Regions from separate parts of the Homo sapiens genome. Here region 2 is linked to region 1. A link is a loop called in an ENCODE intact Hi-C map of the cell type or tissue named here. Cell type or tissue: endothelial cell of umbilical vein. All regions are shown on one strand. Each heading gives the region's core, and the rest is flanking DNA. Links, peaks and the distances in the headings are about the cores only.

Region 1 (15,598 bases), core at 2,590-10,589:
ATTATACTGTCAAAGGATATTTTCCACTATTTAAATGAATATCATTAAAAAAGAAGGTCTTAGACTTTAGAGGAAAACTTTCTTCTTTTTTTAGAGGCGGGGTCTTACTCTGTCGCACAGGCTGGAGTGCAGTGGCGTCACAGCTCATCACAACCTTGAACTCCTGGGCTCAAGGATCCTCCTGGCTTTCTCCTGAGCTGGGAGTACAGGCTCTCACCACCACACCGGCTTTAGAGGAAAATTTAAAGATTTCCAAAGGAAGCATTTTGAACACTGCCAAAATTCTATCCCTGAGTTGTATTTTTAAGAATATTTAATTAAATGCTATTTATTCTAAGCCATGTGGCTAGGTGCCACGTATACAAGGATGAAGGATCTATGGTTCTGCCCCTGAGGCTCACACTGCCCAGCAGAGGAGAAAAAGACATTTAAATATGAATCACAGTCTAGGGATGCAGCCTTTGCTGTGTTAGAGGACGAGCAGAAGCCCAGAGTAAGGAGGATGATTTCAGCCTGGTTGGTATTGAGTTTGAAACAGCACGAACCCTGGCATGAAATGTAAAATGTGTGGATGTACTTGGAGAAGGGTGAAGACAGCAGTGTGAGTAGAACACAGGTAATGGGATGGTTAGTTGGGAGATGAGTTCTGAGGTCAGTTTCCCTCTGAGAAGGTAAGTTCCATGAGAGCAGGGCTGTCAGCCAAGTTCACTGCTATCTTCTCCAAACGTGCAAGAGAGCCTGGCGTGTGAGCAGGTGGTCAACACATGCTGATTGACTTAATGGGAAGATTGTGGCAATTAAATGATAAGATCCTTCACTTTCTGCAGAGGCTTGGACTTTATACTGTGGCCATTGAAGGTTTCTGATGACACGTTGAGATGGGTTTTCGAAAGGTAACTCTGGCCATGGGATAGGCCTGTCCTTCTCAAACGTTTACCCAGAGATCTTGTTAAATTAAGATTCCTGGGCCCCAAAGAGTCTGACTCAGTATGTCTGGGATAGGGCTCGTTAGTTTGCATTTGTGACAAGCTCCCAGCTGCCACTGATGCTGCTGGTAGGTGGCTGCACTTTTAGTAGCAAGGAGAAGGGATTGGATCATTTGAATAAGCAAATTTCCACAAGCAATAGTAAGCATGATGCATTTAGAAAAAATGGTTACCCTAAAGGGCATCTCAGAAGATGAGAGCAAAGTTGTTTTGACATTTGAAATTCTGTCTCCCTCCAAAATACTAGTCTTGGGGTTTGTTTGCTCTTTATTTATTTATTTATTTATATCTTGAAGAAATGAGTTGTTTCCTGTGGCTTGAAGATAGGAATTTGAGGCTGGATTTGTGGCTCACATCTGTAATCCCAGCACTTTGGGAGGCCAAGGCAGGCAGATCACTTGAGGCTAGGAGTTCAAGACCAGCCTGGGCAACATGGTGAAACCCGGTCTCTACAAAAAAATACAAAAATTAGCCAGGCGTGGTGGTGTGTGCCTGTAATCCCACCTACTTGGGAGGCTGAGGCAGGAGAAATGCTTGAACCCGGGAGGCGGAGGTTACAGTGAGCTGAGATCACGCCACTTCACTCTAGCCTGGGCAGCAGAGTGAGACACCATCTCAAAAAAAAAAAAAAAAAAAAAAAAAAAAAGAAGAAGATAGAAATTTGAGACCCTCATGAAATGAGTCAGAAAGGTTCTCTATTTGTAAGGAACGTTTGTTAATTGTAGAACAAAGAAAATGTAACCCAAGGGATAATGATACTGGGGGAGTTTTAAAGGAAGCACCTTTTGAAGAAATTTGTAATGAGATGGCTTTGATGTTTGGTCGCTTTCCATGGTCTTCTACACATGTGTTTTGTATCAAACAAATGTTTATTGAGGCCTTTCTATGGGCAGCACCTGTACACTGGTAGTACACAGAAGTTATGTAAAGGTAAATCCAATAGGTCCTAAATGGTGATATAGCCTAATAGGTAAGATAAAACATGCAGATAAATGGTATATGATAAATGATCATAGCATATACTATATGTCAATATGTAAATAGTATATGTCACAATTTACCTAATATAAAGGTACGTAATATAAAGGTAGAAGGTGACATGCTAAAGAGGTTAAACAGATAACATGTATGAACGTTCAGAAGGAAAGATAAGGACAGATCATTGCAAAGCTCAGCAATCGTATTTTGCACCATGTTAACCTATGGAATGAAGCCCAAGCTCTGTAACCTGTCACTCAGTCATAAGCCCCTGGCTTTAGCCAAAGAGATGGGAAGATTGGAGTCTCAGTGTAGGGCTTTGTGAGTTTGAGATGCGGCAGGCATCTGCACTACTAGCATCAAGGATGTAATTTGAATTCTCAACCTGTGGTGCAAAGAGGCCAGAGATAGAAATTTATGGGGTCTTTTTCTTTGAAGAGATGGTTGCTGGAAGTGATTGAGATTGCTGAGTGAAAGACTGTAGAGATAGAAGAAAGGGCAAATGAGGCTAGATCTTTGGAGAAGATCTGCATCAAGGTGTGTGGAATGAGGAAGCGGAGTCAGGAAGGAGGCTGGAGAGGGGGAACCTGAGAGCAGGCGCCGCAGATAGGAGAGCGCATGCACACCGGAGTGGAGGGGAGCACAGAGGAGGGTTGTAGCATTCATGTTTTGTAAGTAACTACTTATTACAGTGAATTTCTTTGTAAGGTTGGAGTTTTAAGGAGCCTTAGAAGCCTGTAGGTTTTCAGGTCCTTAGAGATGCCCTTTTGGTGTTTACAGAATGTCTTTGGCTCTGGATTTCCAAGCCTGTGTCCAGTGTGAGTAGTAATTATGTCCAGATATGCATTTGTCTTTTATGGAGCCCAGAAAGTTTACAGTCATCCTCGATTCTGTTTCTCTCACATCTCAAACTGTCTGCTAGCAAATTCTGTTTGTTCTGCCTTCAGATATATCTCACATCTGATCACTTTTTGCCATCACTGTGACTAGCACCCTAGTCCACAGATAGCTGCTTTCCCGTTTCTAACTCCATCTCCTTTCTCTCTGTTCTCCACGCTGGTGCTGGAGTGGGCCTTTAAAATGGGAACTCAGATTCTGGCCATGCTCTGTTCGGAAGCCCTCCAGGAGCTTCCCATCTCATGCAGAGATAAGAACTGTGGCTCTTCCATGACCTGTAAGTCACGCTGGCCTCCTCCTGCCTCGGGGCCTTTGCATGTGCTTTCCCGCAGCACAGAATGAACTTTCTTTTTTTTTTTTTTTTTGAGGCGCAGTCTCGCTCTCACCCAGGCTGGAGTGCAGCGGCACATCTCGGCTCACTGCAAGCTCCGCCTCCCGGGTTCACGCCACTCTCCTGCCTCAGCCTCCCAAGTAGCTGGGACTACAGGCGCCCACTACCATGCCTGGCTAATTTTTTTTGTATTTTTAGTAGAGACGGGGTTTCACTGTGTTAGCCAGGATGGTCTCGATCTCCTGACCTCGTGATCCGCCCGCCTCGGCCTCCCAAAGTGTTGGGATTACAGGCGTGAGCCACCGCGCCCGGCCCAGAATGAACTTTCTAATCCTCGGGGATTGTGTCCTCCCTTCCTGTCGTCACTCAGAGGCACCTTCTCAGAGCAGCCTTCCTTGTCTCTTGCCCCTACCTGTGCCTTGCTTGCACTTTCCTGCTTTATTTTGATTTCTCTCATTTGTCTTTCACATACACTAGAATGTGCAGCTCACGAAAAGAGGGAGTTTTGTCTCATTTTGTTGACTGTGGAATCTCCAGTGCCTAGCACAGTGCCTGGCACCTGGGAGGTGATCAGTAAATATATGCTGAATGAATGAGTGCTGTCACAGCCTCTCCTGGCCGTGGTGTTCTGTGGAGACTTTGTCAGGCGCCTTCAGGCATGGTCAGGACTTGGCTTCCTTTGCAGGGAGCAATGCTGGATGCCCTCTTCCCCCACAGCTGCTCAGCAGGCTCTTTCTGCCACTCCGGAGTCACTCAGCCTCAGGCTGTGGCTGGCAGCACAGTGTGAAGTTGCTTTGGTGAAGCTGCAGGTGTATGAAGGCATGTTGGGATTTCAATATGGGGGACTTTTTAGAGTGGATTAAGATGTTTGGCCGGGCGCGGTGGCTCAGGCCTGTAATCCCAGCACTTTGGGAGGCCGAGGCTGGCGGATCACGAGGTCAGGAGATCGAGACCATCCTGGCTAACACGGTGAAACCCCGTCTCTACTAAAAATACAAAAAATTAGCCAGGCGTGGTGGCAGGCGCCTGTAGTCCCAGCTACTCGGGAGGCTGAGGCAGGAGAATGGCGTGAACCCAGGAGGCGGAGCTTGCAGTGAGCCGAGATGGCGCCACTGCACTGCAGCCTGGGTGACAGAGCGAGACTCCGTCTCAAAAAAAAAAAAAAAAAAAAAAAAAAAAAAGAAAAATATTCAAATTGCTTTCATTTTGGTGAACAGCATTTGGAACTTTATTTTGGAATTAATCAAAATGATTTAGAAATTAACTAGAGACATTTAAGACAATCTCTAGTAGTTGCTGCTGCACTCCAGCCTGGGTGATAGAGCCAGACCTTATCTCAAAAAAAAAAATAGAGAAAAGAAAATTGGGATGCCTGATCACTAGTTACTGGTATGAATTGGCTGAAGATCATGGCGTGCTGGATGAATTTTTACTCTTTGTCATACATATTAAGGCACTAATTACACAATTTTAAAAAAGATCTATAAAACATGTTTTATAGTTACTATAGCTCTTATGTGTCCCCATATTCAGGGCAAATAGGGAATTTGGTAGTACCTCTTCCTAAGTGTAGGACTTCCGGAATATTCAAGAATGTAAATGGTGTTATTAGATGGATACACACTCCAGGTTTCATGGGTGACCCCTTACTGCACAGTCCCACGTTATTCAGCCCTGATTCTCCAGCCCTGGTCCCCAGATTCTTCTCTCAGCCACCGTCCCTGCCAGCTCCAAGGCTGAAGTAAACTATTCACAGAATTTAGAATTGAAAAGGACTGTAGCGAATTTTTGGTCCAATTCCCTTATTTTACAGACGAGCATGCTGAGCTTCAGAAAGCAGAGGTGATTGCCCAGGGCCACATGGGAGCTAGAGGTAGACTTGAAACCAGAGTCCAGGTCTTTGGACTCCCCATAGAGTGCTCTCTTGATTACCTCCCTATCCAAAAGTAGTGCACTGGACTCTGGTTGCCTTCCTTCCAGGGACCAGTCTGTGTCCAGCTTCTGTTCTATTTGCAGCTGCATTTCTTTTTTATTTTTCTCTTTTTGAGACGGACTCTTGATCTGTCGCCCAGGCTGGAGTGCAGTGGTGCGATCTGGGCTCACTGCAACCTCCGCCTCCCGGGTTCAAGCTATTCTCCTGCCTCAGCCTCCCAAGTAGCTGGAATTATAGGTGTGCACCAGCATGCCCGGCTAATTTTTGTGTTTTTAGTAGAGATTTGGCCAGGCTGGTCTGGAACTCCTTACCTCAGGTGATCCTCCCGCCTTGGACTCCCAAAATGCTGGGGTTACAGCTGTGAGCCACTGCGCCCAGCCTACATTTCTTTTTACATTACATTGTATTAGGTTGGTGCAACAGTAATTGTGTTTTTTGCCATTACTTTTAATGAAATGTAAAAAGAAATGACAAATGTGTTTTCTTACAGCATAGAGAAATTAAATTCCATTGTTTTGCTTACTTCAGAAACAAGGATATGTAAAGAAAGTATGTAATAACAGAACCGTCCAAACCCTTCAGTGTGTACAGCAATAAAATTCTTTCTTTATTTTATTTTACTTTTTTATTTTGAGGTGGAGCCTTGCTCTGTCACCCAGGCTGGAGTGCAGTGGCATGATCTCGGCTTACTGCAACCACTGTGTTCCAGGTTCAAGCTATTCTCCCGCCTCAGCCTCCCAAGTAGCTGGGATTACAGGTGCCCACCACCACGCCTGGCTAATTTTTGTATTTTTAGTAGAGACAAGGTTTTGCCATGTTGGCCAGGCTGGTTCAAACTCCTGACCTCAGGTGATTTGCCTGCCTCGGCCTCCCTAAGTGCTGGTATCGCAGGCGTGAGCCACCGCGCCTTGCCTAGGATTCTTACAGTTAAATGTTGCAGTTTTAATCTTGAAATCTTGAGAACTGAATTGGATGAATTTGTTCTGATTTTCACTTCTGTTTTCTTTAGCTTTAAACGCCAACTTATTCTGTATCCTGGACTTCAAACTTTGTTTTTATTGTACCACTTCCCCGGCCCTGCTAAAAAGGAACCTCTAGGGACTATTCAGGAGTGTCCATCACTGTAGAGTCAGGTCTGATTTCTGTCTGGCTTATCCTCATCCTCCAGCCCCCTTTATCTTTTCACTCGTATATTCTACTGCTTTCTACTTTGAAAAACTCTGCTTCAGTAAACTCCTGGCTCATGTTGTTTTCATAGCTTGATCACCTTTTACTCTGCTGCCTCGCTTTCCCAACTTTTACTCTTCCCCTCTCAGAAACCTCCTAACTACTGCAAGCAAACCCTAATAATCTTTCCTTTATATTTCCAAAATAATTTTATTTCCTAGTTTATGTTATAAAATGTGTTTTTTAAAAAAAGAAAACTCGGTTTGTGAAGAAAGTCCCTCCCATCTCAAGTTCCTAGTTTTTCTGAGGTAATCACTGTTGTTTATTTTGTAGCCTTCTCCTGCTTTTCATGTCACAGTCACAAAATGGCTGCCTTATCTCCAGGCATCACATTTGCATTCCAGGCAGTAAGACAAGGAGAGAGAAAATGAGATATCATGAGCCATATCTGGCCTTTTTTAATTAAGAAAAGCAAAAACTTTCCCAGAAGCTCAAAGCAGACTTCTGTTCCTGTCTCATTGGCCAGATCCGTATTACATGGCACTCCTAGTTAGGAGAAATTGTGGAATAGAGAGCATTCAGCTTTCTCAGTCCCTCTAGTGGAGGCAGTGGGAGAAGGGAATTGGGAGTATATTTTGAGTTGGCCATTGGATTGTGCCTACTGCACATAAAATGTTGTTTTCATATTGGATTTTGATAAATCCATTTTATAATAAGCCACCTTACTACATTCTCCTGTTTTGAATAATTTTTCAGTTGTTTGCCTTCCCAATGTATTGTTTTAGAATTACGAACATTTTGCTTTTTTCATTTCAGCTGTTCTTAAGTGTATCAAGAAGCTTTCAATTGCCAGTAATGGAAAACTTATTCTAATGAATTTTTTAAAATAAAAGGAATTTAGTGATTCACATAGCTGAAAAGTCTGAAGGTCTGGTGGGCTTCGGGTGCAGTTTGACTCAGAGGATCATGGTGTTCTCAGGTTCTGCCTTCATTTCTCTTGGGGTTTTCTTGTTATGTGGCCCTGTCTTTGGGCTGACTTCCACCGTGGTAGCAGCTGGCGACATAATGTTAGCCAGGGAGAATGTTTCTTCTGATAGCTTTCTTGGGCTTTGTTCCAGAAAGTCTGCAGCTAATGTCTGTGAGTCATGTGCTCCTTCTTGAGCCAATCACTGGGATTTTCTGGAATGTGTCCTCCATATATTTGGTTGTGTTTCCATCAGTGTCTCCACTTCCTTTATTGCTGTTTAGTGCGGCATCCGTTTCCGGGATTGCCTCACTCTTCTTGAACTTCATTTCTTCCCTGAACTTTGCTATCTTTTAATCTCCCCTTGTTGTCCTGTTTCTTATTTGAGTTCCTGTTTCAGGGAGGCTATGCCTATTTTTTAAAGTCTCATAGAGAAATATTGGTTCAGGCTGGGCGCAGTGGCTCACACCTGTAATCTCAGCACTTTGGGAAGCCGAGGCGGGCAGATCACCTGAGGTCAGGGATTGGAGACCAGCATGGCCAACACGGCAAAACCCCATCTCTACTAAAAACACAAAAATTAGCTGGGCGTGGTGGTGGACACCTGTAGTCCCAGCTACTCCAGGAGGCTGAGGCAGGAGAATCGCTTGAACCCAGGAGGCAAAGGTTGCAGTGAGCCAGGATCATGCCACTGCACTCCAGCCTGGGCAATAGAATAAGACTTCCTCTCAAAAATAAATAAATAAATAAATAGATAAATAAATAAATAAATAAATAAATAAAAGGAAAAATGTTGGTTCATAACTTTCCAATTCTTTCCAGCATAATCTCTCTGGCTGTCTGGTGTGTCTTCATTGACCTTTTCTTGGCAATATTCCTTTCCTTCCTTTGTCCTGTACCTTATTTGCATTGTCTGTGATGGAGCCTTTCTCATGATGACTCAGTTTTCAATGTGGATCGTTCTTTCTGCGTTACCAGCCTGCTGAGTGGTTGTGACTGGGAGGAGCTGGGGTGGAGTCGGGGGGCACTGGCAACCTTCATTGCAGTCAGCCGCCTCAGAGAGCTTTCTTTCCAGCCCTCCATCCTGAGGGCATTTCTTCTCTCTAGGACAGAAGGAATTTTGACTGCTGCTCACACTTTGTGTTTGAATCGATCAACTAGCAGGGTAGTGTTCAGTTTTGTAAAGAATTTTGGCTATCATAATCCTACAATTCAGCCCCACAGCCACCCTGATGACACTGAAATGCATCATGGGCTGCTTTTGTTGCTGTTTGGTATTCAATCTTTTTCTCAATCTATTGGAAACAAGGCCGAAATGAAAGTTCAGTTAACATAAAGTTTAAGAGTCTTTCCTTTGGATCCCAACGTTATTTAATTTTTTAATTTTTAAAGCTAAATTTAAATGATTTTTCCACTCAGATTCCACATGCTTCCAGTACTTGGAAGCATGAGAAGTATATATGTTGAGTTTATGCCCAAGTTCCCAAATAGATAATCTTTGAAACCTATAACATTTACAATATTAAAAACAAAACAAAACAAAAACAACAACAACAAGAAACCCCACCATACTGGGATAGAGATATGCTGAAACTTACAAAGTAAAACTAAAATTTTGAAACTGGGTTACTTCATGATTTGAAGAACAGTGTACTTTGTAGAACAAAGGAAAGGATTTTCATAGCAAGTGGGAATCCAACAGAAAGGGTAGAAGCTGGCATTGACAATGTGTCTGCTAGCACAGCTAGCACTGGGCTGCGTTTCAGAGTAAATAAGCAAAGGCCTTTGCCCTCAGGAGCTCTTGGTTTGGTCTACAGGGGAGATAAAGCCATGTGTAATTATAGTAGGCCATATTAAATGCCATGAGAAAAGTGGTATGATCAAAGGAGAATGGTCAGGCTGTATCATTATCCAAATTTTTCAAAGATGCAGAAGTAGATCAGAGAGATTCTGTAACACGCCTAAACTCACGCAGCCAGTCTGTGGCAGAACCAAGATCAGAACCTGCTTCTAGCTAACTGCTGGCTGGCAGGATGGGAAATTTTTTTTTTTTTTTTGAGATGGAGTCTCGCTCTGTCGCCCAGGCTGGAGTGCAGTGGCGCGATCTCCACTCACTGCAAGCTCCGCCTCCCGGGTTCACACCATTCTCCTGCCTCAGCCTCCTGAGTAGCTGGGACTACAGGTGCCCACCACCACGCCCGGCTAATTCTTTATATTTTTTAGTAGAGACAGGGTTTCACCGTGTTAGCCAGGATGTCTCAATCTCCTGACCTCATGATCCACTAGTCTCGGCCTCCCAAAGTGCTGGGATTATAGGCGTGAGCCACCGCGCCCGGCCAAGATGGGAAATTTTAAATAGTTTTACAGTTTACGGAACTCTTGTTCTTAGTAATCAGTTAAAATTCACTTAATCTGCTCATGCAATAATCAATGGGTTATAGCAAATACTTTGTTTGTGTCTACTGAAGTACTGTGTTTAGAATGCCGCATTCCTCAAACCTGCTTTGAGATCTTGTTCTTTTAAGGGCCCATGCCAATGCCACTTTTTTTATGAAATCCCCAAGTCCCTTCAAAATAGGATTTGAAGCTGGGCGTGGTGGCTCACGCCTGTAGTTCCAGCACTTTGGGAGGCCGAGCCGGGGGGGATCACCCAAGGTCAGGAGTTCAAGAACCAGCCTGACCAACATGGAGAAACCCCGTCTCTACTGAAAAATACAAAATTAGCTGGGCGTGGTGGTGCATGCCTCTAATCCCAGCTACTCGGGAGGCTGAGGCAGGAGAATTGCTTGAACCCGGGAGGTGGAGGTTGCGGTGAGCCGAGATCACACCATTGCACTCCAGCCTGGGCAATAAGAGCAAAACTCTGTCTCAAAAAAAAAAAAAAAAAAAAAAGAAAAAGAAAAAGAAAAGAAAACAGAAAAAAAAAAAGAAAATAGGATTTGTCCTCCCTCTGCCTTCTATTGTTTGTTTGTAGGTCTTATGTTCTGCCCTCTGTGATATACTCTTCAAGGACAGGGACTGTGTCTTACTCATCTTTGGATCCCAATCCCTTCTGGGCCAGTGGAGTGAGATCTTCGTTAACGTGGCACTCTATTCATGTTGTTTGAATGCCTTGCTTGCTGTATGTCTAGGGTCCCAGACACAAGTAAATAATTCTTAGAGGCATGGAAATTGTATATATATTGGGTTTAACTTCTAGGTGTTCACCTGTATCATGACTCTGGGCAGGATAGTTGTGCCTGACGCCTGGAGGTGCTGTATGTGTGTGGTGTTAGGTACCTATGTTGGATGTTTCTGCTTCTGGGCTCAGCAAAATTCTTCTCTCAATAAAAACAATTCTAGATGCTGTACTTTGTCTAGTGTCTTCTATTAGCAGCTGATAGCACTTTTTGGCTCTTCAAAATATTTTTGCATTCATTGACTCAGTGCGTTTTATAAGTGCATATCTGACAAATTATTTGGACTATTTTCTTTTTGTTCAATATTAACTAAATATGCATTTATGAGTGAGAATTTAGGGCATGGATTTTCTCACTCATGAAGAATAGCGTGCCACATGCCGGCTGGATAAAAGGAAAGATCCAGGAATAGTTCGCGTATTCTGTTTCCTCTGTGTCCTTCCTAGTTTGTAAAATTGTCAGCTGGCTCTTTAATTAATCATGATATTAAAACAGCAAACATATTGCAGTGATCTGTCAGAAGAGGACTGGAAGGTGTCAGGCCCTGTGTTTGGTTAAATATTACGAAGAAGGCTTCCGTTTTACAGGTCAGCTTTCCAAGGTACAGCATGTTGGTGTACCTTTCCTTTGTGGTTCCAGACCAAACTAGAAATGTTCTAGCTTGTACTTTGGAAGCAGTTGTGCCTTGAGAGCAGCTATAAATAAAATATGGTAGTTTGATTATTGCTTTGGGGAGTAGACAGTCCTGAACGTGCAGGTGCAATGCTGTATTTGCTCATTTCTCTCCCTCTTAAAAACTTGTTTTAGCCGGGCATGGTGGCTCACGTCTGTAATCCCAGCACTTTGGGAGGCCAAGGCAGGTGGGTCGCTTGAGCCCAGGAGTTCCAGTCCAGCCTGGGCAACGTGGCCAGACACAATCTCTACAAAAAAATACAAAAATTAGCCAGGTGTGGTGGTGCACATTTGTAGTATCAGCTGCTCCGGAGACTGAGAGGTTGGAGGATCGCCTTTTTTAAAGTCCCGGAGGTTGAGGCTGCAGTGAGCTGGGTTCATACCACTGCACTACAGCCTGGGCAACAGAGCAAGACCCTGTCTCAAGAAGAAAAACTAACAAAAAACTTGTTTTACTGAGAAAATGGAGAAGAGGGAGCTGGAAGAATCATTTATGTAGATACCATGTAAATTGGCATCACTGCATCTAGGATCATAATTTTCTTTATGGCAGCCTGTACCATAGGGCACAGGCATTCTCTAACCTTAATCCTTGAATAGTTTCGTAGAACACTGCTAGCCATTCCAAAGTAATAGGATTACACCTGAAACTTTTATGGGTGAAAGGGTTAGTCTCCTTAACCCTCTAGTAGCCAGACTCACCTAGAACTAGTGACAGCCAGGAGTTTTAGATCTCTTCATTTTACGGAAGAGAAAGCCAGATTCCTCCTAGTTAGCAGCTGTTTTGCCTCAGTGTTCTCTCCAGAGACACAGAGAACTTTGGGTTAGTTAAGATCCTCTCACCATTGTTCCCTGTAATTGTTATTGTTAATTCATACCAGCAGGAAAATGAGCCAAACAGTATTCTTCATGCCCATTGTTAAGATTAAAATGTCTCTTTTTTATTTTTTTGTCTTGGGAGGTGAAGCTCTCATTTGCTTGCCACATTTGTAAGAAAAACAGCATAAACCCAGGAGCCAACCCTCCTAGAAATACCAGTTACCGTCGTGTATTCTATAAAACATGACATTCTGTCTTGAGATTGCAGTGAATGGCGGCCTGTGGTTGGGTGGGGAAGAGTGGAGAGGGAAAAGAGGAATGATCGGAGTCCTTGGATTTTAGGGCTCGGGCAGACAACACAGAGGCTGCCGAGATGGACATCCAAGCTTAGAGAGGTGGAATCACTTGATGAAGATTGCATGGCTAGCAAAGGTTATGGCCTGGGAACTGGATTTTTCTGACTCTGTATCCAGTGCTCTTTTTGCTAGAAAGCAGTGTGAAGAGTACAGAGGGCTCAGCTTGGGAGGCCCGTCACTGCTCTCAGCTCCAGGCTGGCCTTCCTTACCTCCTTGCTGCCTACTCCCAGCCTCCCTGCAGACGCTCTTAGGACAGTCCTCTCCTCCTCGGGTCAGTCCTTCCTTTCCAGACCCCCTCTTCTCTTTCCTGGCATCTGAATGCCTGACCAGGGCCGTGCTTCGTTGTTGCTGGGGTCACAGTCATCTTGCTTCTCTGAGAGCCTGGATTGTGGCTAGTCCTCAGAGCCTGGCTAGAAACCTAGTTCTTTCTCAAAGCCATCCCTGGTTCTCACATGGTATGGAGCTTTGAAGTGACTCCCAGTGCTTACCTGGCTTGCTATGCGAGTGGCCTGCTTTGCTGTGGTGAGAACTTGGGGTGTGCTCTCCCTCCCCTCGAGAATGCGACACCACACACTGTCAGACCCTATAGGAGTTACTGACCTCAGCTACTGCACCCCAGTGGACATCTCAGCTCTAGAGTTTGACAGATACGTTGAGGGCTTAGCCACAGCAGGCTGAGCTCTGCCAGCCCCTTCTGCAAAGATCCCCAGCTCAGGTGCTCCTAGCCTGTTAGCCTTCCAGCCTAAAGGCCCTGCCAACACCAGCACCCCTGGGAACTCCTCTAGCCTCCGGGGGCCTTATATGTCACCGTGGATCCCTCCCTGTGTTGGACACCATCTCTGGAGAGAACCACTCATATAAAAGGCACACCTCAAACTTAATCAGATGTCACTTTCCACAGAGGCCTGCTTCCATCCTAAGTGAGCAACTGGACTTTAATATTTGGGAAGCACTCCCTGTGTGGTGAATGGACCTCGTCTGTCGTGTGTGCTCCCTGGTAGGCCTGTTCTCATTATTCTCCCCTCCTTAGGGATCATGAGCCTTTGTATGGCAATAGACCATGTGCTTCAGGAAATCATACTTTGATCATCTCTTTATTGTAACCACGCAGAGCATCACAAAGCTGTGCACCTGCGCTCCCTCCTGACTTCCTTCATTCTTCAGTTCGCTCCTTCTTTTAGGCTTCTCGCTTTCCTCTGTTCCCAGCTTAGATTCTGGAGCTCTCCCTTCCCATTTGTTCTTTCAAGAAATGTTTAGTGGTCACCCACCAGTGTCAGGCTTTGTGTTAGGTGCTGGGGAAACAATGATAAGGCAAAACAGCACGGATGTGAATGGGAGGGAGATGGCCGTTCATCAGAGGAGTACACAGGCCTGAAATGACACCTGCCTGCGTCCTCTGAGGGCAGGCTCCTATGCAGTGAGACGAGTCACTAGAAACCCCCCGCCACCAGCCGGAACCAGACACAAACTGGAAACCCCACTGTTTCCTCCGGCAAATGCTGTCTCTTCTTAGGACCCCTTAGTCCCCGCACTCCCCACCCTATGTGGGGTAAACAGGAAATCCTGCCTTGTCCATTTCTGGGCTCACTGCAGTCAAGTGTTGGTAGGTTTATCCATTTCAAGTCCTATTCCAGCTACTGGGTGTTGATAATTTAAGAAGATAGGCTGAGAATGGGGGTGGTGGGTTTGGTTTGCCCCTTCTGTGTAAAGCAGATGGGAATTGTTTAAATACAAATGACCAGGTGGTGCCATCCCTGTGGGAAGGAAGCCAGGCTGTTTGTTAGGTGGGCTCACGTCGCCCCCTAGTCCTGCCCACGAGCAACTAACTCATTGGGATGTTGAACTCTGGTGGGTATGAAAAGCAGCCAGGTGCCCTCCTCAGTTCAGTTCAGAATCTCCAGGGTAGTGGTCCTGACCCCTAAGGGGAGGGGAGCTTGCAAAAATTACGTGGGTAGCTATTTTCAAACGATACTGCTAAGTGTAGTTATTTCCTGGGTGTAAATTCAAAATTCATCTACTGCAGATTTACCAAATTATCCTCCTGGACACCCATGGCTTTCAAAACCTCCTGGGTGATTGTAATGTATGGCCACGGTTCAAAACTGCTCTAATAGTGGGTGGATTTCTGTTGGCCCTAATAATGCCAATGGCCTCACAAATAGAAGCCTCAAATAGAAGATCCACAGGAGGATAAGGTAATGCTGGCAAACTCATCCTTGGAAAAATTGAATTGTTTGCATTTCAAAAAGAATTTTGTGGTATTGGCCATTATTTGACTTAATTGAATATTTTTCAACAAAAACCGTTTATTCTAGTTAATGTTACTAAATATAGTTGTGTTGGTGATGAAATAAAATCTAAACCACCTGCTTGTTTTATAAAGATTCTGTCTTCTCTCACTGGGGTTTCAGGCCAGTAATTAATCCAGGACATGTTAACTGTTGAATGCCTGCTCTTACAGGTATTGGGCATAGACAAAGAAAAATATGGTATGGGTTTCATTTCAAAGAGATCACCGTGTGATGAGGAAGGTGGATTTGTTGAAATATTTTAAGATACTTACAGGTGCAGGTTAATAATCTTAACATTGCAAATGATCTTTTTCTCATACCTCGTTTTATTTGCCTGCCTTTTGCAAAGCTAATAAGGTAAAATTCATGCCTTGCAAGTTAACAGGAATTGTGGACTCTAAAAACTCCCCTTATTTTTAGTTAAAAGTAAGACCCTGGGTGCAGTGGAAAATCACAGCTTCTGGTCCCAGCTCTGCTGCTCTTTGCGTGAGTTTAGAGGAGCCAAGGAGCCTGCTTGGTATCTGTTTCCTCATCTCCGCATTGTCGCGAGAACTGAGAAAGAAACAGGATATGCAGAAGATATGCACTGTGCCATGGAGTGTGGCACTTAGTATCCTTTGTTGTCTTTCTATCCCCTCAACTCTAGGAAAAATAACATTTTAAGACAATAGGACATTGACCTCTTGTGCTGTATCAGAGAATGATGATTTGGCTAAGGAGAAAATGCCCAATAATGATTTGCTTGATTTGGGTTTCTTGATTTGTGGCATTATTGTCACTTTTGCCAAATAATGCTTTGTTGTGGTGGTGGTGGTGGGGGGTGTCCTATGCATTGTAGGATGTTTGGCAGCATCCCTGGCTCCTAACCACTAGATGTTAACAACACCCCCAAATTTGAAATAACCAGACATTGCCAGATGTCTCCTGAGGAGGGCAGAATCTCCTTGGTTGAGAGCCTCTGGCCGGGGCCCTTCCCTCTGTGTTGTCTCGGGTGAATTCTATCCCTCTGCCTGCTACAAGTGTCA
Region 2 (15,598 bases), core at 3,627-11,626, 110 kb before region 1:
ACCAAGAAAACAGGATTACAGAGGTTAATTTAGCCCCATAGTGGGATTTGAATTCAGTTCTGTATGACTCAAAAATGCATTCACTTTCCAGTATCACACCCCATCTTTGGGCCATGCCTGCAGGATGTGGGTTGTTCTCTCCATGTGTATCCAGGTGATCTGACCCATGATTATTTTCAGCCATCACTGGCCATGCAGCTAAAGACACCTGGTGTCATTGCTTTCTTTTCTCTGTTCCTTCTGAGATGAAGTGGGACCATAGAAAATTCCTTCCTAGAATGAGCTACATCAGAAGAGATGATACATGCATGATATGTCAGAATTAATAGGAAACTTTAAAACCATCTAAACTCCTTCACCTTACCGGTGGGATGAGTCAACCCAGGCAGGCTGTGACTTCCAAGGTCACACCAATTTGTTGACGACTGGGACAAAAACCTGGGTCTCTTATTTGTATGATTATTATTATTATTATTATTATTATTATTATTATTATTATTATTTTGAGATGGAGTCCCACTTTTTCACCCAGGCTGGAGTGTAGTGGTATGATCTTGGCTCACTGCAACCTCCACCTCCCAGGTTCAAGCAATTCTCCTGCCTCAGCCTCCTGAGTAGCTGGGATTCCAGATGTGCACCACCATGCTTGGCTAATTTTCGTATTTTTAGTAGAGATGGGGTTTTGCCATGTTGGCCAGGCTGCTCTCGAACTCCTGACCTCAGGTGATCCACCAGCCTTGGCCTCCCAAAGTGCTGGGATTACAGGTGTGAGCCACCGCACCTGACCGGGTCTCTTACTTTTTACTTAATTCCCCTTTCGCTTCAGCATGCTGTTCTACCCACCCCACATATGGGTAAATTATAACAGGGCTAAGAGCTTCAGTAGCATTTCTGAGATCAGGAAGAACAAAACGTCTGAGCCCATCATTCTTTCCAAACACTACAGGACATCTGCCTAAATTTAGCTCCTAACTAACTTGAATTTCACTGTCCCCAACTCCTTGTATAACTGTCCTACTGTGACAACTGAGCTACAGATACAAGAAAGTCCCTAAAATTCCAGGTTGCAGTGGGTTACATAGAAGAGGATGACAGGACGTGGCAGATGAAAAGCAGGAGAAGTCTAAAGCCTATTCCCAGAGAGGAGGCTTTAGTTCAACTGGTATTAGTTGAATTACAGGAATAAAATGTTCCCAGACAGTGTTGGTTGGAGGAGATGGGATATGCCAAGATGACGGTGCTGTGGTGCTGCCTCAGTAAGCTTACAGTAAATCAAATAGAGAAGATAAAATCCACTCTCATAATGCAAGGTGAGAAGCGATCAATGCTGTGAACAGAAGTTCATTCATTCACTGATTTAGTCAAGTATTTAACAAAAATTTCATAAATGCCCTCTGCATACCAAGAGCTGGAGCCCTGGAGAGTTGTCCCAATTCTAAGGATCTTACAATGCAGAAAAGTAAAGTAAATTGTGAATTAGATTTCTCTGATAAGTACTTAATTACAGGGGTAACTATAGGGTAACTATAGAGATACCTCAAAGTGACAGGAAACTGGTTGAGCCATTACAGTGTGCCAGGCACTCTTCTAAGCACTTTCTATATATTTATTCATTTAATGCTCACCACAGCCTTATGTAACAGGGACTCTTATTATTCCCTATTACATGCATGAGGAAACAGAGGCACAGAAAACTAACAGGACAGCCTGGATCCCAAACCGGGCCATCAGGTTCCAAAGCCCTCCCTCTTAACCTCTTGACTAAACTGTCTTTCAGTCACTTGGTGTTCTCCCAATCTGGAGGGAAGCAGCAAGTGATGTCTAGCCTGTTACTTTAAGAACAAGTAGGGGTTAGCCAGAGGAGAAGGAAGAGTATTCCAGACATAGGACTATGGATATTCAAAAGCCCTAAATGAAGAGAACACAGTGTGTTGAGGGAACTAAAGTTAGTTCAAGATGAATAAAGTGCCAGACATATACTGTGCAGGAGTGAGGCTGGAGAAATGACTGAGGCCAGATCGTGAAAGGTCTTAAAATTCTTGTTAGTCTGTTCATTGTTATCCCCAGAGCAATGGAGAGCCAGCCAGGGATTTTTGAGCTAGAGAGTGTCAAAAGTGGATTTGCATTTTACAAACATCAGTGTGGCTGCACTATGGAGAATAGACTAGAAAGGGGAAGACTGTAGTCATCTAGTTGAGAGATGATGGTGGTCCAGGGCAGGATCACTGAGAATGGACCAAAAGGGACAGATTGAAGTGATGTCTAGGAAGTGGACTCAGTACAACTTGATGACTGACTATGGAGAAGGGCTTGCCAAGGCTCCCGCTGGCACAAATGGGAGAATGGTATGCCTGTTTCCTCAGCTGGGGATCCAGGAGGAGGGGCACATTTGGGGATAGCAGGAGGATGGTGATGAATTCGGGTCTGAACATGCTGCGTTTGGAATGTCTGTGGAAGATGTTGAGTAAACAGTTGGCTCCCCAGGTCTGGAGCTGGAAATGGAAATGTGAGAATTGGCAGCTAATAGATAGTGACTAAAGACACCATGGGAGTGAATGAGGATCTCTCAGGAAGTCTGTGGAGCACAGAGAAGAGACCCAAGGGCACACCAACAACAAACACCAGCATGAAGAGAACAAACAAACCTGAGAGGTAATCAGAGGAAAACACGGAGAGCAGGGGTCAAGTCACAGGAGATGGATGGTGACTGTATAGTTCGGACATTTGTCCCCTCCAAATCTCATGTTGAACTTGGATCCTCGGTGTTGGAGGTAGGGCCTGGTAAGAGGTGTGTTGGTCATGGGGCTGGCTCTCTCATGAAAAGCTTTACCATTCTCACTGGAGTGAGTGAGTTCTCACTCATAGTTCCTGCACGACCTGGCAATTAAAAGGAGCCTGGCACCTTCCTCCTCCTCTCTTTGCTCTCCCTTTAATTTGTAAAGAGTAAAGGTTTATTTGGCTCGTGATTCTGATGGCTGGAAAGTTCAAGATTGGGCATCTGCATCTGGTGAGGGCCTCACGCTGCCCCCACTCATGGCAGATGGGGAAGGGGGAACCAGTGTGTAGAGGTCACATGGCCCGAGAGAGAGCTGGAAAAGGCGGGTGCCAGGCTCTTTTGAACAACCTGCTCTCACAGGAACTAACAGAGTGAGAACTCACCACTGAGGGAGGGCATTAATCTATTCATTAGGGACCTGCCCCCATGACCCAGACACCTCCTATTAGGCCCCATTTCCAACGTTGGGCATCAAATTTCAATATTAGCTTTGGAGGGGACAGACATCCAAACCGTAGCATAGCAGACGCCCTCAAAAAAGTGAAAGGCTAACCTAAAGAATGGGAAAAAAATATTTGTAAATCATGTATCTGATAAGGCACTTATAACTAGGATATAAAGACAACCTTATTAAAAATAGGCAAAGGATCTGAACACACACTTCTCCAAAAAAGATACACGAATGGCCAATAAACACGAGAAGGTGCCCAACATCACTCATCATCAGGGAAATGCAAATCAAATCACAATGAGATACCACCTCACACCCACTAGGAAGGCTAAATAAAAAAGACACATAGTCATTTTCCGATGTTTTTTCCAAAAAAGAGATTAAAGGAGAAAAAAAAAGGACAAAAAAACAAGTGTTATTTTACAGAGACATGAAGACAGTGGAGCCCTCATGGGCTGCTAATGGGAATGTGAAGTGGGGCAGTTGCTGAGGAAACTGTCAGTTCCTCAAGTGGTTAAATATAGAGTTCCTGGGACACAGAGGTGGGCCATTGCTTGAGCCCAGGAGTTTGAGACTGGGCAACATAGCAAGACCCTGTGTCTACAAAAAATTTAAAAATTATCTGGGTTTGGTATGTGTGCCTGTAGCCCCAGCTACTTGAGAGGCTGAAGCAGGAGGATCACTTGACAAGCCTAGGAGTTGGAGGTTTGCTGTGAGCTGTGATCGCACCACTGCACTCCAGCCTGGGTGACAGAACGAGACCCTGTCTCTAAAAAGGAAAAAAAAACATAGAGTTCTCATATAACCGAGAAATTCTACTCCCAGGTATATATACCCAAGAGAAATGAAAATATATGTCCACACAAAAACTGGACAGTGGACTGTTAACCGACAATAAAAAAGAGTGAAATACTGATGCAGACTGTGACACGGATGAGCCTCGAAAACATGATGCCAAATGGAAGAAGCCTCACACAAAAGACCACATACTATACGATGTCACTTACATGAAATGCCAGGATAGCCAGATGTACCGAGACACGATGTAGATTTGTGGCTGCTGAGGGCCGGAAGTGGGTAATGGGGGGCTTGGGGGCTTAGGAGTGAAGCTAAGAATTGGGAAGTTTTCTTTTTAGGTTAATGGGAATGTTCTAAAACTGTATGATGGCGGTACAACTCTATAAATAAAAACGCTGAATTTACACTTTTTTTCTTTTTTGAGATGGAATCTCGTTCCCTCACCCAGGCTGGAGTGCAGTGGCAGGATCTTGGCTCACTTCAGCCTCCGCCTCCCGGGTTCAAGAGATTCTCCTGCCTCAGCCTCCCGAGTAGCTGGGATTATAGGTGCACACTGCCACACCCGGCTAATTTTTGTATTTTTAGTAGAGACAGAGTTTCACCATGTTGGCCAGGCTGGTCTCGAACTCTGGATCGCAAATGATCCACCTGCCTAGGCCTCCCAAAGTGTTGGGATTACAGGCGTGAGCCACCGCACCCGGCCTGCTGAACTGTACACTTTAAATGGCTGAATTCTATGGTATGTAAATTATATCTCAACGAAGCTGTTAGAAAGTTTTTCAATGCTGCTTCTTGGTTGGTTAAAACATTAATCCTGACGTCATTTAGTAGTACCTCAACTCCTTTTTGGAAATGCCCAAACCATTTTTTAGCTGGATTAGCTCTAATTGAAGAAGCAAAAGCTCAAATAGTTACCTTTTTTTCCTCTTCCGGCTTTATTGAAGTATAGTTGACAAAAAAAATTATATGTATTTAAGGTATACAATCTCATGATTTGATGTATGTATACATTGTGAAAAGATCACCACAATCAAGTTAATTAGCATACCCATATCCTCACATAGTTACCATTTTTGTCTGTGTGGTGAGAACACTTAGGAGCTACTCTCTTAGCAAATTTCAAGTAGACAATACATTATTTTTAAATGTAGTCACCATGCTGTAGATTAGATCCCCAGAACTGAATGTTTGTACCCTTTCACCAAAATCTTCCCATTCCACCTGACCCCTAGGAACTACGATTCTACTGTGTTTATGAGTTTGATGCTTTCAGATTCCACACAGAAGTGAGATCACACAGTCTTTGTCTTTCCATATCTGGTTTATTTTACTAAGCATAATGTCTCCAATGTTTCATCCATGTTGTCGCAAATGGCAAGATTTCTTTCTCTTTTATGGTGAAATAATGTTTGCAGGCTCCTTGACTTACAATGGGGCTGCGTCCCCATCAATTCATCGTAAAGTCGAAAGAGCGTTAAGTCCTGGATGGTCTGTCTCTGCAGTCACGTGTCACTTAATGACAGGGATACCCTCTGAGAAATGCGTTGTCAGGCAATTTTCTTCTCGTGAGCGTCATAGAGTGCACTTACAGAAACCTAGATGGCTTAACCTACCACTGCACACCTAGGCTACATGGGATGGCCTACTGCTCCGAGGCCACAAACCTGTACAGCAGGTTACTGTGCTGAATACCGAGGCAGTTGTTAACACAGTGGTGAGCACTGTGTGTCTAGACATGTCCACACATAGCAAAGGTACAGTAAGTCAGGCACAGTGGTCCACATCTGTAGTCCCACCTACTTTGGAGGCCGAAGCAGAAGGATTGCTTCAGTTCATGAATTCAAAGCCAGCCTGAGCAACATAGTGAGACCCTGTCTCTAAAAAAAAAATTTTAAATGGCCGGGCGCGGTGGCTCACACCTATAATCCCAACACTTTGGGAGGCCGAGGTGGGCGGATCATGAGGTCAGGAGATCAAGACCATCCTGGCTAACACGGTGAAACCCCATCTCTACTAAAAAAAAAATACAAAAAATTAGCCGGGCGTGGTGGCGGGCGCCTGTAGTCCCAGCTACTCGGGAGGCTGAGGCAGGAGAATGGCATGAACCTGGGAGGCGGAGCTTGCAGTGAGCCAAGATCAGGCCACTGCACTCTAGCCTGGGCAACAGAGCGAGACTCCATCTCAAAAAAAAAAAAAAATTAATTAATTAAAAAATAAAAGATCTATTTCTAAAAAAATTACCAACCAAAAGAAAAACATTTGCAAACAGCTGGAAGACAAGTGTAGAATGTACTGAGTTCATGGGGACACTGAAATTCTGATCTCACACACACACACTTCTCTTAAAAAAGAAACAGTTCAGTAAGAATACGGTATTATAATCTTATGGGACCACTGTTGTGTCTGTGGTCCATCACTGAAACATCGGCAGGCATGCAGTGCATGGCTGTATATATACATAAACACACCCCACGTTTTCTTGATCTGTTCATCTGTCAACAGACGCTTAGGTTGTTTCCATATCTTGGCTATTGTGAATAATGCTGCGCAAACGGTTATCTTTAGGATCAAATGGGACGACAGAGATGGTCACACCCAGCTCACATTAGGAGCTCAGTAAATAATGATTGTATCTGAATCTGAGTTAAGTTACTTCCACCAGTGCAGTGGCGTGACTTTATTTAAACTCAGCACACACATCTCTCTAAATCTATAACCATTTGCACACAAGTGTTGGAGATGTGACTGCAGAATGGCTAGGTCCTGGCCACCTTGGTGAAATTGTAACACTGTCCTGAAAGACAGTCGAGGGGTAAGTTGTTCACATGGGTTTCGGAAATCACCAGGGTGGTGGCGGGGAATGTGACAGGAAGAGGGGGACTAGGGCCCCAAAGCCTGGCAAACGTGGGGGCTGACCAGTGGTCCTTCAGTGATAGTTATAAGGAAAGTATTCTGGCTTATGGCTGGAACCTTGCTATGGTCTGAATTTGTGTGTCCCCCAACCAAAAAAAATGCCTGTACAAAAATAATGCATCTTAATATTAAAAAAGGCCAGGCGCGGTGGCTCATGCCTGTAATCCCAGCACTTTGGGAGGCTGAGGGGGTGGATCACGAGGTCAGGAGTTCAAACCAGCCTGGCCAAGATGGTGAAACGCCATCTCTACTAAAAATACAAAAATTAGCCGGGCACGGTGGCAGCCGCCTGTAATCCCAGCTACTCAGGAGGCTGAGGGCAGGAGAATCACTTGAACCTGGGGGGCGGAGATTGCGGTAAGCCGAGATCGCACCACTGCACTCCAGCCTGGGTAACAAAGCGAGACTCCGTCTCAAAAAAAAAAAAAAAATGCTTTCAATGTGATGGTATTAGGAGATGAGGATTTGGGAATTTATTAGGTCATGAGGGCAGATTAGGACACTATCAGCAAGACCCAGGGAGATCCTTTCTTCCTTCTTCTATGTGAAGTTGCAATGAGAAGTGGCCATCTATGAACCAGAAAGCCCTCACTAGACACTGAATCTGCCAGTGCCTTGATCTCAGACTTCCCAGCCTGCAGACTGAGAAATACATTTCTGTTGTTTATAAGCCACCCAGTCTATGGCATTTTGTTATAGCAACCCAAATAGACCAAGACAAACCTCCCAGGGAGAGCAGTAGGGCCCTGGGCAGTCTTGGGAGCCAGAGGATTGCAGGCGGCAGCTGGGGCCTGTGACATGTGGCTGTTTTACGGAAAGTGCTCCCTCTTCTGTCCATCTTGGGCTAGCCTGGCCATCTAGGTAACAGTCCCTCTGGCACTCAGTCACTGCTCTTATTGGCAGGCTGGAGAGCCTCCCTGTCAGCTTGGTTTGATGGAGAACTTTCCAGGTGCACATAGAAAGGGGCAGAGCACCTTTCTGATTCCCAAGGAAGCAAAGAAAGCAACTTTCATTCTACAGTGGTGAGAGAGCTCTGCCTGGCTCTGTTTTATCCAGGAAGTTTTCCTGTGCACAAAGTGTGCGTTCATAGAGTCGGAGAACAAGAGTGCTCAAACCTGTTGTAGGTGGCAGAACACCTGGAAATTATAGCTTCCTTTGCATAAGATGATGAAACACTGACTTTTCTTTTTTGTTTGTTTTGTTTTGGTTTTTTTGAGATGGAGTCTTGCTCTGTCTCCCAGGCTGGAGTACAGTGGCATGATCTTGGCTCACTGCAACCTCTCCTTCCTGGTTCAAGTGATTCTCCTGCCTCAGCCTCCCAAGTAACTGGGATTACAGGCATGCACCACCATGCCCTGCTAATTTTTGTATTTTTAGTAGAGACGAGGTTTCGCCATGTTGGCCAGGCTGGTCTTGAACTCCTGACCTCAGGTGATCCACCCACCTCAGCTTCCCAAAGTGCTGGGATTACAGGCTGAGCCACCGCACCCGGCCCCCAACACTGACTTTTCTATTTCTCATTGTATGAACCACAATTTAGCTCATAACACATTGATGGATTTAGCATCTAGGTTGGGCAAGAAACATTCTGCTTAATTAAATGTGCATACTGTTATAAATTAATGAAATCACAGCTAGAAGCCTACTGGCTCATGGAGAAAACAAGCTGTTGAGCTACTCAGGGTCAAGTTTCCAAGTGTCTCCATTACTGCTTGTTTGCCAACAGGTCTGGATGTTCTGCTAGTACTTGATGGTAGTCAAAAAAGAAAATGTCGGGGTGGGGCTGGGCACGGTGGCTCACGCCTGTAATCCTAGCACTTTTGGAAGCCAAGGCAAGAGGACTGTTTGAGGCCAGGAGTTCAAGACCAACCTGGCCAAAATAGCGAGACCCCACCTCTATTTTTTAAATTTTATAAAAAATTAAAAATGTTGGGAGAAAAATAGTTCACAAAGTGCTAGTCATTAACTAGCTTTTTTTTTTTTAAGCAAATCAAAAATAAAATAAGCAATACTTGGGGGCTTTGGAATCAAAAAGACCTGGGTTTGGCCAGGGATGGTGGCTCACACCTGTAATCCCAGCACTTTGGGAAGCTGAGGCAGGTGAATCACTTGAGGTTAGGAGTTTGAGACCAGCCTGTCCCATATGGTGAAACCCCAACTCTACTAAAAATATAAAAATTAGCTGGACATGGTGGTGTGTGCCTGTAATCCCAGCTACTCGGGAGGATGAGGCAGGAGAATTGCTTGAACCCGGGAGGCGAAGGTTGCAGTGAGCTGTGATCGCACCACTGCACTCCAACCTGGGCAACAGAGCTAGACTCCATTCCAAAAAAAGAGAGAGAAAGAAAGACCTGAGTTTGAATCAAGAGTATACCGTGTGACAGCAGGCAAGTTACTTAATCTCTCGGAACTGCCTCCTGTTCTTTAAGATGGAGACGATAAAGACCCTACTTGGCAGGATGATTCTCAAGATTAGCATCAATGTATGTAGAGCCCCTGGCACAGTGCCTCACCCTGAATAGGAGGCTTAATAAAGGAGGACAACTCTATGAAAAACATTATGGGGATTTCTCAAAGAACTAAAAATAGAACTACCATTAGACTCCAATCCCTTTACTGGGTATCTACCCAAAGGGAAAAGATGCATGCACTCATGTGTTTATGACAGCACTGTTCACAATCGCACAGATATACTGTCCATCAACCAAGGATCAGATAAAGAAAATGTGATACATACACACACCATGGATATACTCAGCCATTAAAAAAAAGAATGAAATCACGTCTTTTGCAGCAACATGGAACTGGAGGCCATTATCCTAAGTGAAATAACTCCGAAACAGCTAGATACCGCTTGTTGTCACTTGTGACAGCTAAACAATAGGTACATATGAACACACAGAGTAGAAAAACAGACACTGGGCTGGGCACGGTGGCTCACGCCTGCCATCCCAGCACTTTGGGAGGCCAAGGAGGGCGGATCACGAGGTCAGGAGATGAAGACCATCCTGGCTAACACGGTGAAAGCCCGTCTCTACTAAAACTACAAAAAAAAAAAAAAAAATTAGCCAGCTGTGGTGGCAGGCGCCTGTAGTCCCAGCTAGTCCGGAGGCTGAGGCAGGAGAATGGCATGAACCTGGGAGGTGGAGTTTACAGTGAGCTGAGATTGCACAACTGCACTCCAGCCTAGGCAACAGAGAGCGATTCTGTCTCAAAAAAAAAGAAAAAAAGAAAAAGAAAAACAGACACTGGAGACTATAAAAAGTGGGAGGGGGTGAGGGTTGGAAAATCACCTGTTGGGTAAAGTGTTCACTATTTGGGTGATGATGGGTACACCACTACACAATATACACATGTAAGAAAAATGAACCTGTACCCCTTAAATATATAAACTTTTTAAAATTAAAAATAAATAAACAGGCCGGGCGTGGTGGCTCACGCCTGTAATCCCAACACTTTGGGAGGCCGAGGTGGGTCGATCACCTGAGGTCAGGAGTTTGATACCAGCCTGGCAAACATGGTGAAACCCCATCTCTACTAAAAATACAAAAATTAGCCGGGCGTGGTGGCGGGCGCCTGTAATCCCAGCTACTTGGGAGGCTGAGACAGGAGAATCGCTTGAACCTGGGAGGCGGAGGTTGCAGTGAGCAGAGATCACACCACTGCACTCCAGCCTGGGCAACAAAGAGCTAAACTCTGTCTCAAAAATAAATAATCCATCTCAAAAACAAACAAACAAATCTGGCCACTGTACTCCAGCCTGGGCGACAAAAAGCAAAACTCCGACTCAAATAAATAAATAATCCGTCTCAAAAACAAACAAACAAATGAGGCAACAGAGACTCTGAAAAGAGCCCAAAGTCATCCATCAGGTTTGCCATGAGCCAGACGTAGAATCCCAACCTCCAGCAGCCTCCCCACCATGCGTGCTGTTCTCTTCTGCAAACCCAGGGCCTTTCTAAAACGCCCAGCCCGTCCCTGGAGGCCACAGGTTATTGCCTGTGTTCTCTTCTCTTTTGATAGCCAGCCAAGAAGAGGGAACGCAGGGTGACTCACCAGGTGAGCCAGTCCCCCATCCCTAGTGTCTCTTCCTGTTCAAGGAGGCACCTTTTGTGTTTCTTGTTATTTTTATTCCTCCCACTGTGGCTGTGCTCTGCTCAGATAATTCATAAAGGGCGTGCCTGTTGCTGCCTGAGGCCGCAGCTTGAGATGCTGACATCCAGACCACCTAGAGCAGGGAGGGACCTGGGTCCTAAGCCTAGAGAGAACTGCAGGGGAGAAGGGTGGACCAGCTGCCCGCCTCAGGGCTGCGGAGAGCAGGTCTGGGCAGAGAGGAGGGAACTGGGAGTGAAGGGGGTACATGTACCCACTTGTCTGCGAGCCTGGCCTGGCCCTCCAGCCCTCTGGGGAGAGACACCTGGGACTAGGGGGAGACAGGAGCTACACAAAAGAGGACCCTAGAAATGATGCATAGTTTTCACTATCTTGAAGACTCTGTTATTTAACACATGCCTCCCCTGCCCCCATGCTTGAAGGATGTTGGTAGGCTGTCGCTCGTACTTCTGTTCCTGCTCTAAGCGTGCTCTGTTCACGCCCAACACACCTTCCTGGTATGTGGCTCAGCCGGTCTCAGCTGCCAGCCAATCGTTCCTGACCTTCCTATTATGTCACCAGCAGCCAATCAGAGCTTCAGATCAGCACGCGCTCAGCAGTGTTACTACCCTGAGTTGACAGAATCGTAGCCGAGAGCAAAGAAACCACAGCTTTCATCAGCAAGCAGAGCATTTTAAATGGCTTTTTGAAAGCCAAAAATGCTTGCAAGTCGACCTCATTACTACTTTGGGAGAAATCCCAGTTGAGAGCCAGTGATCGAAACTGCCCCCTTTATTTTGCCCAGCAAGGGGAAGGGGCTTGGACAGAGAGGTGCAGGAGTTGTTAGAGAGGCTGGACCAGACACCCCCGGTCAGCTGCCCTCCAGGGTAGTGGTAGGGTGCATGTTTTTATGGGGCCACTTATGTACTCCTGAACTTTCTCTGTGTCTCCACCCCACACTGACTGATGAGCAGTCCACACATGGATGCCAATTTTGCAGAAGAGACGGAGACAGAGTCTGTGCAGCCCCACAGAGGCCAGAAGAGGCACCTGCTTCTCGCTCTCCAGCTCTTAGAGTGCGGGACCAATCACACATCTCCCCTGTGGATTCTATGAGATTGAACCAATTCTTCTTTACCTCAATTAACTGGAATCAAGTTTTCTTACATCGCAGACCAAATGAGGCTTTTCCAAGACTTTCTACCTTGTTTTCTAGGCTTCTCCTTGCCTGGGCCTGTGAGTTCCTTGGCAGGCTTGTCACAGATAGAAGCTCCACACCTCCCAGGTGGCTGCAGTGGCTGTGAGTGATGCTCTTTGCATAACTAGGTGTTCTGCCTGCTTTGTAGGAAATGCGAGCTGGGCCGTGAGGCGTGTAGTCACACTTTCCAGCACAGCCGAGGTAGAGGACCTGACTCCTCTTGAGGCTGAAAGATACCCTCTGCCTTGGTTGCACTTCCCTCACCCCATTCTGATTTTCTCCATTCATGAGAGAATTTCCACATAGTCAGTGGTCTCCTTGCCTTCATTCCCACCTTAGTCTAATATAGGAGTTGGTAAATGATGGTCCTCAGGACAGATCCATACCTCCTGGCTTTGTAAATACATGTGCATTAGAACACAGCCGGGTTCTTTCTTAAATGAAATACTTAAATGTATTGTCTTATGGCTGCTTTCACACTACAGCAGCAGAGTTGAGAAGTTGTAACAAAGACTGTGTGGTCCACAAGGCCACAAATATTTACCCTTTGGCCTGCTGACCCCTTAATCCATCCAACTGGCTGCCTGTGAGTGATCTCTTAAACCTCAGATCGAACCACACCACTCTTCTGCTTACAAAAAAAAAAAAAAAAAAAATCTCTTGGGAGGCCAAGGCAGATGGATTATTTGAGGTTAGGAGTTCAAGACAAGTCTGGCCAACATGGTGAAACCCCATCTTTACTAAAAATACAAAAATTAGCTGTGCGTGGTGGCACACACCTGTAATCCCAGCTACTCAGGAGGCTGACGCAGGAGAATCGCTTGAACCCGTCAGGTTAGAGGTTGCAGTGAGCCAAGATCACACCACAGCACTCCAGCCTGGGCGCAGAGTGAGACTGTTTGTAGATGGATGCTCCTTAGTGAGGCTCTTCATGACGTGGTCCACTCCCTTCCACTCCTCCCCTCCACCCTCTGTCTCTGCTCACCCTCGGCTCTCACATCCTCAGCCATGCCCTTGACCAGGCCGTGCCTGATGGCTAGAATGTCCTTCTCCTTTCACCATCTGTCAAATGTCTGAATATCTCTTAAGACCAAATTCAAATGTCACCTCCTCCTGCACCCCTTCTAGGTGCCTAGCAGAATTACCTGCTCCCTCCACTGTGCTCCTAAGCTCTGTGGGTAGATAACCATCTGCGACCGCAATGACATATTTATGTGTTTCTCTCTCCCACTAGATAGTGAGCTACTGGAAATCAGGAACCTTGTCTCATTGCCTTTTCTGCCCTGCCAGGAATGGAGCTGAACCATTTGGATAAGTCAGAAGCAGACTGTTACAAAAGTGCCAGGAGGACTATAACATCTTGTCTATGCCATTTCTGATAATCAACTAACTGGTTTCTCCTTCTTCTCTAAATTTCCTGGTGTCTGGAATAGCATAGGTACTTGGAAAATGAATGAGTGAGTATGTAATTGCATAAAACATATGTTTTTCTTCTATTCTAACATAAAATTGTGGGAAATACCTTGTCACATTCACTTTGTCATCAAGTACATTCACGACTTTAAAAAGGATTTGGCTGGGTGCAGTGGCTCACGCCTGTAATCCAAACACTTTGGGAGGCTAAGGCAGGAGGATTACTTGAACCCAGGAGTTTGAGACCAGCCTGGGCAATATAGGGAGACCCCATCTCTACAAATAATTTTTAAAATTAGCCTAGTATGCTGGCACATGCATGTAGTCCCAGCTACTCAGGAGACAGAGGTGAGAGGATTGCTTGAGCCCTGGAGGCAGAGGTTGCAGTGACCTGAGGTCACGCCACTACACTCCAGCCAGGCTACAGAATGAAACCCCATCTCAAAAAAAAAACAAAAAAGTTTTCCACCTACATCCAAAGAAGATATGCAAATGGCCAATAAGCACATAAAAAGATGTTCAATATCATTAGCCATCAGGGCAGTGCAAATAAAAGCCACAGTAAGATGCCACTTCACACCTATTCACCCCCACAGGTGTGAAGTGGTGTCTTACTGTGGCTTTGATTTGCACCCATTTTGATCTATAATCAAAATCTATAATCAAAAGGACAGATGGCCAGGCGCGGTGGCTCACGTCTGTAATCCCAGCACTTTGGGAGGCCGAGGCGGGCGGATCACGAGGTCAGGAGTTCGAGGCCAGCCTGAGCAACATGGTGAAACCCCATCTCTACTAAAATTCAAAAATTAGCCAGGTGTGGTGGCACATGCCTGTAATCCCAGGCACTGAGGTGGCTGAGGCAGGAGAATTGCTTGAACCCGGGAGGCGGAGGTTGCAGTGAGCTTAGATTGCACCACTGCACTCCAGCCTGGGCAAAAGAGCAAGACTCTGTCTCAAAAAAAAAAAAAAAAATGCACAACGTGTTGACAAGGATGGGGAGTAAGTGGAACCCTCGTACATTGCTGGTGGGAATGTAACATAGTAAAGCTACTACAGAAAACAGTTTGATAGTTCCGTGTAGTCATCATATGACCCAAGAATTCTGCCTCTAGGTATATATCCAAGAGAAATGAAAACATGCATCCACACAAAAACTCATGCAGCAATATCCATAGCAACATCACAACATCATTCATAATAGCAAGATAGTAGAAACAAGATAAGTACCCTGGCTGGACCTGGTGACTCACGCCTGTAATCCCAGCACTTTGGGAGGCTGAGGCGGGCAGATCACTTGAAGTCAGGAGTTCGAGACCAGCCTGGCCAATATGGTGAAACCCCGTCTCTACTAAAAACACAAAATTTAGCCAGGCATGGTGGCACGCGCCTGTAGTGCCAGCTACTCGGGAGGCTGAGGCACGAGAATTGCTTGAACCCAGAGGGCGGAGGTTGCAGTGAGCTGAGATCATGCCACTGCACTCCAGCCTGGGTGACATAGTGAGACTCTGTCCCAAAGAAAAAAAGATACTCTACATCAAATAAGAGCTAAAATCAGTGAATCTATCAATATCCTGGTTGGGAAATTGTATTAATATTACAGCATTGCAAAATGTTACCAGTGGGGGGAACTGGGTAAAGGTTACATGGGATCACTCTCTATCATTTATTACAACTGCATGTGAATCTACAGCGATCTCAAAATAAAAAACTTAATTTAAAAACATACTCTAGGTCGGATGCAGTGGCTCACACCTGTAATCCCACACTTTAGGAGGTCGAGGCAGAAAGGTCCCCTCAGGCCAGGAGTTTGAGACCAGCCTGGGCAACAAAGTGAGACCCTCATCTCTACAAAAAAGTAAAAAAAATTTGCCAGATGTAGTAGTGCACACACCTGGTCCCAGCTACAAGGGAGGCTGAGGCAGGAGAATTGCTTGAGCCCAGGAAGTCAAGGCTGCAG

The links. A loop is a pair of places that touch in the nucleus more often than their neighbours do. Peaks named below come from ENCODE experiments on the same cell type or tissue, not always from the same donor. Only the 100,000 strongest peaks of a DNase experiment are listed, where the experiment ranks them.
Region 2: it touches region 1 in a loop (4-fold over the local background); 3 of 110 quality-filtered maps call a loop at or near these places.

The regions. Positions count from the first base shown.
Region 1 is chr3:11,653,877-11,669,474 of GRCh38, reverse strand. It overlaps a transcript of VGLL4 not described here. Among named protein-coding and RNA genes, the nearest start is that of VGLL4, 18 kb to the right of the region's middle. In endothelial cell of umbilical vein, for the core only: a CTCF peak has its summit at 6,879; a DNase peak (open chromatin) is centred at 7,484; H3K27ac peaks cover 785 bases.
Region 2 is chr3:11,766,642-11,782,239 of GRCh38, reverse strand. It overlaps a transcript of TAMM41 not described here. Among named protein-coding and RNA genes, the nearest start is that of TAMM41, 72 kb to the left of the region's middle. RefSeq lists an enhancer at 7,591-7,885. In endothelial cell of umbilical vein, for the core only: a CTCF peak has its summit at 7,768 (motif pointing left); DNase peaks (open chromatin) are centred at 7,769 and 11,599.